Linked DNA regions of Mus musculus: region 1 is linked to region 2. The links are chromatin contacts, found by Hi-C or POLR2A ChIA-PET in ENCODE. All regions are on one chromosome and are shown on one strand. Each heading gives the region's core, a stretch centred on a gene start or an enhancer-like site at or near the end of the contact. The rest is flanking DNA. Distances are from core to core; before and after follow the strand shown.

The links. Hi-C counts contacts between places; a loop is a spot of excess contacts on that map. ChIA-PET counts read pairs that join two places held with the same protein, here RNA polymerase II (POLR2A).
Region 1: a loop to region 2 is called in a map of heart, with 2.5 times the contacts of the local background. The contact joins the promoter of Spryd7 here to the promoter of Trim13 in region 2. A Hi-C loop is called at or near these places in 2 of 37 maps with a recorded cell type or tissue (both heart). POLR2A ChIA-PET finds 5 or more read pairs at or near these places in 2 of 5 experiments (both embryonic stem cell).

The regions. Positions count from the first base shown.
Region 1 is chr14:61,553,923-61,561,710 of GRCm38, forward strand. It overlaps Spryd7 (SPRY domain containing 7), which reads right to left and starts at 2,964. Exons shown (of 5, transcript NM_025697.4): 1 at 2,599-2,964. The coding sequence starts at 2,704. It also overlaps the pseudogene Gm4118.
Region 2 is chr14:61,594,015-61,601,054 of GRCm38, forward strand. It overlaps Trim13 (tripartite motif-containing 13), which reads left to right and starts at 5,498. Exons shown (of 3, transcript NM_023233.3): 1 at 5,498-5,556; 2 at 5,780-5,881.

The DNA of each region.
Region 1 (7,788 bases), core at 1,714-4,213, 43 kb before region 2:
AGTAGATAATAACGTCAAGCTTTCTTCTCCTTAATTAATACAATGATATTCTGTATTTGGATCTAAGTAGCTCATATAGTTTTATTAATAACTGGTACTACTTTGAAAAGATAAATCAGATTTGAGTACAGATAGACCATTATATAAACACAGCCATAGAATGTGTGTTAATAAACATTAGAGATTTCCAAATGAATAGTGTCTTAGATTTCTATTGCTATGATAAAACACTATGACCAAAGCAATTCAGGGAAGGAAGGGTTTCTTTCACTTTCAGTTCTACATCACAATCTACACAGAAGGTAGATAGGTAGATCCTTAAGGCAGGAACCTAGAGGCAGAAACTGAAGCAGAGGCAGGCTATGGAGGAACTCTGCTTACTGGGCCCCTCCTCCTGCTTTGCTTAACCTGCTTTCTTACGCAACTTGGGACAACCTGCCATGAGCTGGGCCCATCCACAACAACCATTAGGCAAAAACAAACAAACAAACAAACAAAAAACCTCTACAAACTTACCAACAGACAACCTGGATGAGGCATTCTCTCAATTGAAGGCCTTCTTGCCTTTCAGGTACTCTAGCTTGCATCAAGTTGCCAAAAATAAATAAATAACAGTAACAAAACACAACCAGGATAGGTATATCCCTTTCAAAATAACTACCTTGAAAGTTACTTGTTCCTAAAAGACCAATTCACAATTATATGAATCAAAAGAAAAATATTTTTAAAACTTCAAAATGGTTTTAAGTAATGCAACATCATTGTTTAGATATGGAATGTGTATTTTTTTAAAAAAGAGAAAAAAAGGAAAGAAAGTGAGAAAACAAGTAGGGCATTGTGGTACACACCTGTAGACATGTGGAAGGCTGAGGTGGTGGTGGCTTGAGCCAGGAATTGAAGACAACCTGAGCAATATAGAGACTACTCTCCTTTAAAAACAAAACAGCAACCAAGAAACCAACAAAATAAATCAAAACGAAACTAGTATGAAACAAACAAAAAAGTCCAAATATATTCTTTTTTGGGGGAGCTGTCCTGGAACTCACTTTGTAGACCAGGCTAGCCTCGAACTTAGAAATCTGCCTGCCTCTGCCTCCCGAGTGCTGGGATTAAAGGCATACACCACCACGCCGGGCTCCAAATATATTCCTTAGGTTGTATAATTTTATGCTGAACACAAGCAGTATGTTTCCCATGTTTTCAAGTTAAGGCCAATCCGCATTTGAATCATTCTTCTAACTCAACACTTCTCTTCCTTTTTATTGTGATTCTCACATCAAGCTTGAAGGTAGTTTCAATTTATTGTAAAATAGGTTAAGAAAAAAGTTCCACGGAAGGGAAGAAATTGAGAGACCATATCCCGGTTCTTCACTCAGCACCTGAGGGTGCTGGATAGCACAGGAGAAAGGGAAACTGCAAAGATACAATGGGTCACTTAGTTCTTCCTAAAAGAAAAAGGCCAGGAATAAGGATTGTTCTACATAATAGACAGCACAGCATGGGCTCAAAAGTCACTACAGTCCTGCAGTCTTATCTCAGCCCTTAATACAGTATCTTATCACCTAAAAGTCATATTCATTGAGTGAATAAATTAAATAGAAATGTTTCCTGAGAGAAAGTACAAGATCTGAACATCCACTGTCTATAGTGATGGATAGGGGCTTAAAGGTATTTAGTACTGAAATTCTGTACTAGAGACTGTAAATTTGTGGTGGCACTGTACACCATAGTAAACGACGACTGCGTATAGTACTGCAATAGAAAATATAATGGGCAATGTTTCCAGACTTGTAGATTATCTGGGCAGAAAAGAGTTTTGTTGTAGATATTAAGAATGCTTGTGTTACTTAAATACAGTCTTTTAGACAATGAGGTATTTGGGGAAATCAAAAAATGCATTAGTTTATTGTAATAATACACAAAAAGACAGCACTCTAACTGAAATAATTATTCTGGGAAATCTGCCTGGATAATATTCCAGAAGCTTGGAAAGGGTCTAAGAACTGAAGTAATCCTATGTAGAAAAAGATGCTACAGGGGGGGGGGAATGTTGGATGAGAAATTATTATTAAATTAATTATAAAGCCATTGGGAACTGGAAAAAAATGGATGAGAAGGAGCACTGTTCTATTTTGCAATCGCTTGGCCCGATGGCGAGAGTCAGATAAAATTACAGCGTTCCCAACAGTGACTAAGGTGTCCAGCAATGGAGATTTTAGTGGAAGTGGCTTGTTACGACCTGAGGCTCTACTCCAGGCTTCTGCAACCGGCCCTGTTTGGGCTTCAGGAAGTGAGGGGAAAATTACTCCCCCAGAACAAGCTTCAGCCTATATTTGATAGTGCTGAAGACAGGACTCAGCAAACACTAGGTGACACTCGACACCCGGGCACTGATGGCGGGCGGGCGGGCGAGCGCCCCCGCTTCCTCACCTGGGAACACCTGACTCCTCTCTGAGAGATTCAGCCCTGGGAGGCTGGCACAGCCCATGCCCGATGACCGAGGCCAGAGAGGCCACAGGGGGCTGCGTGGTCACGTGGTCCCCGCCCCATTTCCCTCGGCCCTCGGTGGGCGGTTGGGTCCAGTCGGGAGGCCCTTACCCATGTGCTGCGTGTCCAACTGTACGGCCGGCATCTCCTTGAGAGGAATGTGGCCAGTCCCGCCGTCCCTGCAGCAGCGCAGGCAGCACCACGCCGACGCGGCCATGGCGTAGCTACACAGCCCCACCGCTCCGCCCGCGCCCGAGTGCTTCTGGGTCGCGGGAGCCTCGCAGCCCGCACAGCGACGCCAGGGCCGGGAGGCGAAGCGGAGACTGAGGCGAGGTCCCCCGGCGAAGGAGCGAGGACCGCCCGGAGGGGCGGGGCGGTGTCGGGAGGTGGGCGGGGCCAGCGGCCAGCCCAAGTCAAAGAGGGTGTGGCGGGTGGGCAGGGCGCTGTAGAGAGCCGAGCAGGGGCCCGGGCTTGACTGACTGAAAGAGGGCGGGGCCAGTGGCCTGACGCCTGGAAGAGGGCGGAGTTGGGGAAAAGGTCCGGGTTTCTGAAAGTGGGCGTGGCCAGTGGCCTGACTGACATGGGGTGGGCGTGGCGGCGTGCGCAGGCGTGCTGCGGCGTCCTCCCCTAGGCCCTGTGGCTGGCAGGTGAATGGTGGAGCTGAGAGTCGTCGGGATTCCCTGCGGCTGTGGTTGTTGCTGGTTTGACAGGGCCTTCTGTGCTGTTTATAGGGTCTGGAACTCCAGCCCTGACCGCCTCAGCCTCCGTAGTAGCTCCGTGCTGTGTCGGCGCGCTACTGGTAGCTGCCTGGGGCGGCTCCGCAGTGATTTTTAGGGATCGGCAGACCTCCTTTGGGCATGGAGCTAATAAAACGCCCGGGAGTTTTCCGTCGGAACTCTCCGGCTCTCCGCATCCTGCCACGCAGACTCCGAGGACCCGGTCTTTGGGTGTGCGGCGAGGCTCTTCGCATTTTCCATGCACCGGCGTTTATCATTGGGTTGATTGCTGCGTGGACCCAGGACTTGCAAGCAGTCACCCTTATGAGGGGACTACGGGAAGGGGTCGGGACAGGGCCGAAAGACGACTTTTTAAAAAGTCATTATTGTATATTCGTGCTCAGGACGTGCGTTCAGGCGCTCTCGTGCCACGGCAAGGTCTGAAGACAACTCTCAGAAATAGGTTTTCTTCCCCCTACCTTGGAGATCCGGGAATCGAACTCAGGTCTTCAGGCTTGCTTTCCGATCAGACAGTCTTACTCAGCTTTCTGGTGCACCAATGGTTCCTAGAAATGTGAAGGGAATGCCCTGAGAGAGGGTGAAGAGAAACTCAGCTCTTACGGGGGTCTGCTGCTTCCTATTACCATATCGAAGGAAGGCCCCAGTGGGGGTCACTTGTTATCTGTCTGTCGTTATCCCTCACACCCCATGGTGTCCCAACAGAATCTGGCTCAAACCTCTCTTCCAAGATAAGATTCCCACCCTGGAAGTTTTCTGGGTCTTCATCAAATCCTGGAAAACTGAACAAAAATTCCCAATTCTTTAGTAATGGTTTCCCATACATAACCTTTTAGTCACCTGAGTGTAAATATACTTTATTGAGATTTTTAGCCATAGGATGAGGGAAAAATTTCAGACTTTGGTTTCTTCTATTTATAAAAATATTTTTAGGGCTGGAGAGATGGCTCAGCAGTTAAGAGCACTGGCTATTCTTCCAGAGGTCCTGGGTTCAATGCCCAGCAACCACATGGCAGCTCACAACAACTGTCTGCAACTCCAGTTCCAGGGGATCTGACATCCTCAAACACCAATGCACATAAAATATAAACAAATACATAAATAAATATTATGATACTAAGGGAGATATCCAAGGCTTTTTTTTACTTTGAGACTTAGTTATTACAGAATTAATACCCAAAGTAATTGCTAAAATAATTTCAGACTATCCCCTCTCCCTCACTGCCTCTATATCTATTGAAGTACTCTTGATAATCCTCTCTTTCTCTCTCTCTCACTCTCTCTCTCTCTCACACACACACACACCACACGATAGACTTTTTGCAACATTTCAAGCTCAATACTGTCCCTACTTTATAGATGAAGAAATAGGTTAAATGACTGTGCAATTTCACAAAGGTAGAAAATATACAAAGTATGATACAAACCCCAGGGGTCCAACTCCAGCCCTTTATTTGCTTCACCACATCTTTTAGCATCTCAGATTTTAAAGTTTAAACTTAAAATTAAGGTTACAACCCTCTAAAAATATTCGGTTAAAAAATGCAAATTTGTGCTTCATTTTTTTTTGCATGTTTCATTAGTCTTCACATTAGCTAATCTGCTATAACATATGTAAATAAAATTTGTTTTATGTCCGACTTTCCAGGTAAAGATGGCAGAGCGCAGTTACAGCTTCTTGCTGACTACACTACATTCAGCCCATCTAGCAAGCTTGTCCAGATTGAATATGCTTTGGCTGCAGTAGCTGGAGGGGCCCCTTCAGTGGGAATTAAAGCTGCAAATGGCGTAGTATTAGCAACTGAGAAAAAAAGCAGAAATCCATCCTGTATGATGAAAGGAGTGTTCACAAGGTGGAGCCCATAACCAAACACATCGGTGTGGTGTATAGTGGCATGGGCCCCGATTACAGAGCACTTGTACACAGAGCCCGGAAACTTGCTCAGCAATACTACTTGTTTACCAAGATCCCATTCCCACAGCCCAGCTGGTACAGAGGGCAGCACCTGTGATGCAGGAGTACATGCAGGCAGGTGGTGTTCGTCCATTCAGTGTTTCTTTACTTATCTGTGGGTGGAATGAGAGACCACCGTCTTTATTTCAGTCAGACCCATCTTGCTTTGCCTGGAAGGCCACAGCAATGAGAAAGAACTATGTGAACTGGAAAACTGTCCTTGAGAAAAGATATGATGAAGACCTAGAACTGGAAGATGCCATTCATACAGCCATCTTAACCCTAAAGGAAAGCTTTGAAGGGCAAATGACAGAAGATAACATAGAAGTTGGGATCTTAGCCAGGCATGGTGGCACACACCTTTAATCCCAGCACTTGGGAGGCAGAGGCAGTCGGATTTCTGAGTTCGAAGCCAGCCTGGTCTACAGAGTGAGTTCCAGGACAGCCAAGGCTATATAGAGAAACCCTGCCTCGAAAAATGAAAAAAAAAGTTGGGATCTGCAATGAGGCTGGCTTTGGGAGGCTCACTCTAACTGAAGTGAGGGATTGGCTGCTATCTCGTAATGAAGATGTGCCGGAACAATCAAGATCTCACACACTCTACTTTTTCATGTTTAAAGTATGTTTTGTTTCTGCAGACTTATCTCTACATGGTTTAATGGCTCACATTTTAAAAATAATCATAATAAACTGTTTCAAAAAATTGTTTTATAAACCAAACCTGTTGCTTAGAAGTGTTATTAAAAGAAGTAAATGTGTTAGATATTTAATAATTGGTCACATCTTTAATTAAAGACTGTTAAATGGCTCTGAATAGGCCACTAATGTAGAGAGGCAGAAATCCCATAGTCTTTCCTGGTTGGAAAAGTAATTTGTTAGGACACTGCCCAACATACTTTGCCCTTACTAATCGAAACTCGGGTGCCCTCAGCAGAGTGAGGCAAACAAAACCGGTTTGCTCCTGGAACAGACCTCCCAGTCTTGGCAGGTGAGTGTTGATGAGCTCATAGGCTTGCTTGTATTTGGGTTCTATTTTTTTTTTTTTTTTTTTTTTTTTTTTTTACTTTCAAAGGTGTTACCAGTTCTTTTTGAAAAGCAGATATTCTGACAGTCTTTCACCATCACTTAAAATAACAGTCACAAATAAAGCCTACAAAAGAAGGCTCTCAGTAGTTAGAAAGTTGTTTATCTAAGTCAAAAGCAATAACAAAGAATGACTACCAGGCAGCAGAGACATCTGTCTGCATCCCTGACCTGAGCTCTGAGCAGGTGAGTCCCTGGGTGTGTACAGCGGGTGGCTGACAGCTGGCTTTAAACACGCTTGGCTGAGTGTAACACATATGTAGCACATAGTTATCACATATGTAGCAGAGGATGGCCTTCTCTGACATCAATGGGAGGGGAGGGAGGCTTGATGCCCCAGCGTGGGGGAGGTGAGAGCCTTGAGGTGGAAGTGCTTGAATGGGTGGAGGAGCACCCTCACAGAGGCAAAGGGGAGGGGGGAGATGGGGGATGGGATGTGGGGTTTGTGGAGGGGTAACTGGGAAGGGGGAAATCACTTGAAATGTAAGTGAATAAAATAATTAATAAATCATGTTGTGCTAAATCTCCAACCCAAATAGGCCCGTGCAATGAAAACACAACTCAATATGAGTAGAAATTGCCCGCCTAGATTGGGCAGATCTACCACTACACTACTGTATTCCCCAGCTAGGAGATCCCTTATAACCTGCAGTTTCTCCAGGCTTCCACTTGCTTCTGCCCCATTTTCCTTCCACCTCTTCCACTTCCATCTTCCTCTCCCTCCTCCCTCTCCTCATTCTCCCTAAAACTTTCCAGCGTCACCTTCCCTTCTACTGTCCAATCATCAGCTCTAGCCTTTATTTTACAAGTTAAAATGAGAAGAAGGTTGACATGAAGTCACCTGAGAACAAGATTCACTCCTCATCCCAGGCAGCCCCTCTTGGGGAAGCAGAATTAGCATCAAAATACAAACAGCACCAGGACAATCCACAACAAAAATCATTTATCAGTTTTGGTTTGGTTTGGTTTTTCAAGGCATTGTTTCTCTGTGTAGCCCTGGCTGTCCTGGAACTCACTCTGTAGATCAGGCTGGCCTTGAACTCAGAAATCCATCTGCCTCTGCCTCCCAAGTGCTGGGATTAAAGGCATGTGCCACCACTGCCCAGACATTTATCAGTTTTTAATTATATGGACTAATCCAAACTATATTTTAGCCCTCTGTGGGAATATATTCTTTATTTTACAGTTGAGGACTCTGAGAAGAAGAGAACATAAGAAATGCAGCTAAAGTCTCATTCCGTGAGGGACGGCACCACATTCAACTCATGCACTTGGGTTTTTATGCCTGTACCCGTAGGCACTATGTAAACTGTCTCCCGTCCGGTATTGACCAACCCAGCTCAGTCAATCAACAGCTTCTCCAGGGCAGGACTGGGGATTAAAAAGAAAAAGACAATTAGACAACACTGTAGCATGACCCCAGCCAGTTCTGAGGCTGAGGTGGGTTTATTCTTTCTCAATCTGCTTTTATACCACTTTAATTACATGCAAATGATAAGGTCAGTTCCAGGTTAAGGAACAAGCAAGACA
Region 2 (7,040 bases), core at 4,248-6,747:
GGGAGGTGAAGGCAGAGGAGCAGTGGCCAGATGACAAATTATAAAGGCACAATAACAAAACCACCTGCTAAGTTTTAATTTTTGTTTTTCTTCTGTTCAACTTGATTGTACAGTTATAACCTAATGTTGAGTGGCTAGCTTTAACTCTTAGAAAAAAATTCTTATCCATGGATACTGGGTTGATCTGTTGTTTTATATTGGTATTATATCAGATTTAATTTGGAGAAGTGGAAATCTACACAGTAGAAGAAATTAGAGAGTAATACAGTATTTTAAAATTTCTTTAAACAAGATTATCTTTTTTTTTTTTTTCCTAGACAGGGTTTCTTTGTGTAGCCCTGGCTGTCCTGGAACTTACTCTGTAGACCAGGCTGGCCTCGAACTCAGAAATCCGCCTACCTCTGCCTCCCAGTGCTAGGATTAAAGGCATGTGCCACCATTTTCTGGAAGATTGTTTTTATTAATGTGCCAATATTAATAAGTGATAGAAACAAGAGCTCAGATCTATTAGAAGTCAGAGCTTTCTTTTTTCTTTTTAAAGATTTATTTATTTATTTTATATGTGAGTACACTATAGTTGTACAGGTGGTTGTGAGCATTCATTTATTTATTATTATACATAGTACACTGTAGCTGTCTTCTGATGCACCAGAAGAGGGTGTCAGATCTCATTATGGGTGGTTGTGAGCCACCATGTGGTAGCTGGGATTTGAACTCAGGACCTTCGAAGAACAGATCAGTGTTCTTACACACTGAGCCATCTCGCCAGCCCCAGTCAGAGCTTTCTTACAGAGATAACCAAATCTTACTTCTTACTTAAACGACATAGAATTGGAAATGAGACTTTAGAAGAAAGCTCTTTGTGCCTAGTTCCTGAGAATTTGAGAAATCACCAGATCCCCTGGAGCTGGAGTCACAGATATTTGTGAGCCACCGTGAAGATGCCAGGAATCAACCTGGTCCTCTGCAAGAGCAACTTAGGAAGGGCTCTAAACTGCCCAGCCATCTCTCTGGCTGGGTATCTAATCTTTTAAAAATATTTTTAAATTGAAATTAAAGACTCCTGATTAGCTGGGTGGTGGTGGCACATCTTTAATCTCAGCAGTCAGGAAGCAGAGGCAGGTGGACCTCTGCATATAAGGCCAGTCTGGTCTACAGAGTGAGTTCCAGGATAGCCAGGGCTACATAGAGAAACCCTGTCTCGAAAAATAAACACAATCAAACAAGCAAATAAACAAACAAAAACTCACATTAATTCCCCCAAAGAAAGATTCAGGGCCATTAATCCCCTCTACTTGTTTACCCAAGTGTTCATATTGATTATCCTCTCTTTGTCCTTGGCATACTGGTCATGGGGGCCAAGTTTACTTAGGCTGTTGGGGCAATTGGGGTTAGAACCTTTTCCCTCGGGCTGGTGAGATGGCTCATTAGGTAAAAGCACCGACATCTGACTCCCTCTTCTGGTGTGTCTGAAGACAGCTACAGTGTACATATTCATAATAATAGACAAAAAAATCCTTTTTTTTTTCTTTTTTTGGTTTTTCGAGACAAGGTTTCTCTGTATAGCCCTGGCTGTCCTGGAACTCACTTTGTAGACCAGGCTGGCCTTGAACTCAGAAATCCACCTGCCTCTGCCTCCTGAGTGCTGGGATTAAAGGCATGCGCCACCACTGCCCGACACAAAAAATCTTTTTTTTTTTTTAAGATTTATTTATTTATTATATGTAAATACACTGTAGCTGTCTTCAGACACACCAGAAGAGGGCGTCAGATCTCATTACCTCACGACCTTCAAAAGGGCAGTCAACACTCTTAACCCCTGAGCCAACTCTCCAGCCCAACAAAAAATCTTAAAAAAAAAAAAATAACCTTTTCCCTTAAAATTTGACTTTTAGTATAAGCCAAAAGGAGGTTGGGCCAGTTTAACTACTTTGTTTACATGGGCACTTACAAGGGTGAATGATATAAAAAACATAATATGTATATTTCATATATGAATAATCATACATAAAGATAGATGTTTTTAAAGACCAAAATGGGATGCTGTGATCTGTTAGGATTCTGTCTCCTGCAATCATCACTGTAAAAGGAATCTTCTCAATGATCCTCAGCGAGGAGCACAGATATCCATTACTCAACATGTAATCCAACGTTAATTAGAATCTCACATTATCAGTTTTATATGAGGCACCTCAGCCATCACTGGGATTAAGGAAAGGATAGTGCCCTCATCTGGGTTAGGGTGGGTGGCTTTCTTTCTGAGCCTTACAGTCACCTGGGGACATTCTTCCAAGTGAAGCCTTGGAGCTGGCCTTTGCCGTAAACACTACCATCTGTCACCATGGGTTGCCATCTCTCTCCTGCCATTCTCCCAGGAAGGGCATTTCATACTCTCTGTGTGTTGTCCTCAGTCCTCCTCCGCCCTTCACAGTGGAATAAAGACTGGCCTGTGTGATTGAGTAGGTCAGCAAGCTTTCCAAGTCCCAGTTTCCCCACAGTGATCGCTACCCAACAGCATCTACTACAGTCTTTGTGCAGAGCAAACACATCCGACTAACACTTCATCCTCACATACCTACTTCTAGTCTCAGTTCCAGACCTGGATTTCTCTTTTTCTAAAGCCATCACCATTGGTGCCATAACTGGAAAGATTCTAGTCATTTTCAAGGCTCAATTTCCTTTTCTTCTTTTTGTATTTTAAAATTTTAATTAAAAAGGGATAGATCCGTGTACATGCATCTTCCTGGAGTACCTCACTGATGTACATGTATAGATATCAGGGTAAGTACACTAATCCGATTTGTGATAGTCTCCACCCTTTTGAAATTTACAGTGCGTCATTGTTACCTGGTGCTCATGGACTGTGGGGCAGGGCTCAGCTTGTTCTTTTCAGGACTTGTTAGGGCAGCGCCCAGCCCTGGGCACTCAGGTTCTTTCCCCAGTTTATGCCGCTTTTTCCTGTTTCTTCTCCCAGGCTGTAAGGATGGATATCTATCCCCTCTTTCATGCCTGCTGTCAGACACTTCCTACTCAGCAGCTCCATCACTGTGACTTTCATGTCTTTGCCACATGACTGCATTTTAAATTGATATAACCTATAGCAATGCTTTACTCGGCATTTGATTATCGGTGAGGAAGAACTGCTTTCCTTGAGATTATTAGTCATTTATATTTTTACAGGCTTTTTGTGTGATTGTTCATGGGCTTGAGCAATCCGGGGTTTTGAAATCAATGGGAAAGCACACGAACACTGATTGAGCCACACCCCAAGCCTCCTCATTCAGTCATTTTTTTTTTTTTTCCTTTGAGACAGGGTTTCTCTGTATAGCCCTGGCTGTCCTGGAACTCACTTTGTAGACCAGGCTGGCCTTGAACTCAGAAATCCACCTGCCTCTGCCTCCCAAATGCTGGGATTAAAGGCTAGCGCCACCTCTGCCCAGCTTGGTTTTTGTTTTGAGACAGGATTTCTCTGGGTAGCTTTGGCTGTCTTGGAGCATACTATGTAGAATAGGCTGGCTTCATCCCCCAAACTCTGGGATTAAGGCCTGTGCCACTGTGCCCAGTTGCCAGCATATTATGCCTGAAGTTTTGTGTGGGCCTGGGACAAAGCTTTCATTTGCACTGACATTTTTGGTGCTGTAGGAAAGAACCTGTTTGTTACAAGATATTTGATTACTGTACATAGAAAACCTAACTGTAGGCTGGGCATGGTGGTGATGCCTTTAATCCCAGCACTTGGGAGGCAGAGGCAGGCAGATTTCTGAGTTCAAGGCCACCCTGGTCTACAGAGTGAGTTCCAGGACAGCCAGGGTTACACAGAGAAACCCTGTCTCAAAAAAACAAAAAACAAAACAAAACAAACAAACAAACAAAAAACCCTAACTGTTAGCAAACCATCAAAGACTAGGTAGATATTGTGTTATCAGCTGCAGTTAGGTGTGTCCTAACAAGAAGCAGCTTGGCTGTGCCTCAGAAAACCTTAGGTAAGAATGCTGAGGCAAATTGCTTGGGAGAAGTCTTGTGGTCTTTTCTCTGACCTGAGGCTATGTCGGTTGGGTGGCCCTGAGCCACTGTAAAGGTGAAGTGGTTTGGCTCCTACTGACTTGTCTTGGAGCCCTCCCCCCTCCCCCCATCTTGGTGGTGAAGTGGTTCAGCCTGCCAAGGGTGTGGGGGAGGAGCTAGAGGCTTCTTTTTATAGCCATTGGATGGAGGCCCCCACTCCTTTGTTTTTTGGCCTTTATGGAAGGAGCTTCAGTTAAGAGATAGAGATCATCCTTTGCGTTTGGGCTAACAGTGGAGTACAGGCAGGACTCGGGCAAAACGGAAATCTAGGTAAGAGCGCTAAGGGGCCCTGCTGGGTTTGGAGGAACTCAAGAGAAAGGTGGATTAGCTCCGTAGAATGACACAAGTTTCTAAAGAGCTGGAAGTTTAGTTGTAGGATCAGGCTTATAAATAATATATATTTTGTATATAGTTTAGAAAATGAAGCTACCTCCCCGATCTAGCAGGTTTTTACCCCAGTTTACGCTTCACGTGTCAAGTGGTATACATAAACGGTTACACGTGCCGTTGGAATTTGAGGAAACCCTCCACAGCTTCGTCTTGGTTTTCCACCTTGTAGAAAACCTGTTCATTTAGAGGATAAGGCTCTTGGTTCCACTGTAACGTTCTCGTGAGGACTAAGTTAGAAATGACAGGGATTGGTCTTAGGAATGGTGTAGCCGGGACCACAGGCAATGGGCGGAAGGGGGCAAGAGGGGCTTTTCCATGACTTGGAACCGCGCTTTCCCCAAATTTGCTCTCCTAAAGGCCCAGGCCTTCCCAAGCGGGAGTAGACGTGCTCCTCCAGCACACATCACCCTGCATTTACCGGCTTTCAAGTTTGGATAGGAACCATCTTTTTCATCCTCTGTAACCACGGTCTCCGCATAGGAGGTGGAAATCAGGGCGAGATATTTTATTTTATTTTATCTTATTTTATTTTGGTTTTTCTTTATTTTTTATTTTATTTTTATTGATTGATTGATTGATTGAGATATTTTAAAACCAGTTAAAAGTTCCTGCCTCTGAGGGGAACCGTAGTAGTGCCTTTCTTTTCTTTTCTTTTCTTTTCTTTTCTTTTCTTTTTTTTTTTTCGAGACAGGGTTTCTCTGTATAGCCCTGGCTGTCCTGGAACTCACTTTGTAGACCAGGCTGGCCTCGAACTCAGAAATCCGCCTGCCTCTGACTCCCGAGTGCTGGGAAGTAGTGCCTTTCTATAAAGTTGGGTCAATGGTTTTCTACCCAGAGATCGCCGAGCCCGCTGGGTCCTGAAAAGTAGGCAAAGTGGTGTGAAGGGTTGGGCTGTGTTTTTGTTTTTGTTGTTCTTGAAAAATGCAAGTAACAACAACAACAAAAATACAGCAATCCAAACTCGGCGCGTGGGCGTCACCAGAGCACTTATCCAGAGGCTGGGCGACCTAGGTGGTGCGCAGGCGCGGGACAGCGGGAAGCAGAGGGCGTGGTCGCCGTGTCCATTTTGCACCGGCGCAGCCCGGCCCCAGTTGGCTGGTGGAGGTGAGCAGTGTGCTCCGAGTAGGGACCGGGGGCCGGGAGTCGCTGGCCCCGCTGCCGCGGCCGGGGGACACCTGCGTGGGCGGTGACGGGCGGCACGGCCTGGCGGCAGCGGTGCTACTGTCGCGGTCGGGAAGGTCAGCGCGCCGCTGGGGAGGCCCCCTGGCTAGGAGGGGGCCAAGAATGCAGATCTGTGCCTGTGACACTCTTTCTCCTTTCTCTACAGTGTTCTCCAGTTTTACCGTCAAAACGTGAGGGAAAACGAACTGGCTCTCTCCACAGAAAATATAGTAAGCTTGCCAAAAGCATATACTTGCCTGGAACAAAGGTAAACCGTATTATTTTTCTTTATGTTCTGGTATTTATGAAGGGGAAAAATACCCGATTTTATTAGTCCTAGGACCATTCCAGATGGAAATAAAAAGAATAAGTATATCTTCACCACCTCCTTTAATAATAGGGCCTTTGTTCTTTTCATATTTCAAAACTCATGGATTCAAAAATCCATGCTTGCCATTCATTTTTTTGGTAATTACTATATATAATTTAAAAAAAGTATGCTCTAAAGGAAACAAATCCAGCAACATTTCTTCTGTGTGGTTTGTCTTAGTTGTCCAGCTACTGGGGCTGTAGAGCAGGGCTTTAGATTCCTGCAGCTTTCTAGACATTTGTATGAGGAGTGCTTTTAAAACAGAATGTCAATATATAGGCATTCTTTGTGCTAGGACTCAATGGGGCTATTAATCAATTATGCCCCCCCCCCCTTTTTTTTTGCTTTAAATTACACCTTGGAGTATGCTATCACAGTCTACCCGGGAACTACACCTCTGCCCTATTTAATGCTAAGCATCAGTTTCACACAGCCTAATATCACCTGAAAACAATCTGAACTGAGTAATTGTTTTTCAGATTGGTCTGTGGATATGTCTTCATTTACACTGGGCACACTGTGGGCAGCTCTATCTTTAGGCTGATGAACCAGCTAAGCAGGAGCCCATTATGGACAGGCAGCCATCCACATTCTTGATGGTGTCTGCTGGTTGGGAGTGGGTTCCATGGTGGAAGGCATTGTTGTGGGGAATAGAGAGCAGTTTGTTTTGCCTTGAGTTCCTGCTCTGACTTACCTCAGTGATGGACTGATTGTAACCTGCAAGTGTCAGTTGATTTTGGTCAGTGTTTTGCACTGAAAGTAACAGGTCCAGGCCCAGAAGACCCATGTCTTCAGCCTTCCTTCCCAACTGTTCTTTCCATCCATGTATTTTCTGGTAGGTCTGGAAGTTGCTCACTCTGGGCAAGCGCTTTCAGTGAGCTGCAACCTCAGCCCTGCTCTGTGAAAGGGTCTCTGACCCACCGCAGTTCATGCTTCTGTGTTTCTGGTACCCTAGTTGTATTTATTTTCAAGTAATATGAAGATAGTATTGTAAAGATCCTCATTTTGTAAAAGATAAAACATATTTGTGAAAACTATAAGAGATTTTTAGAAATCT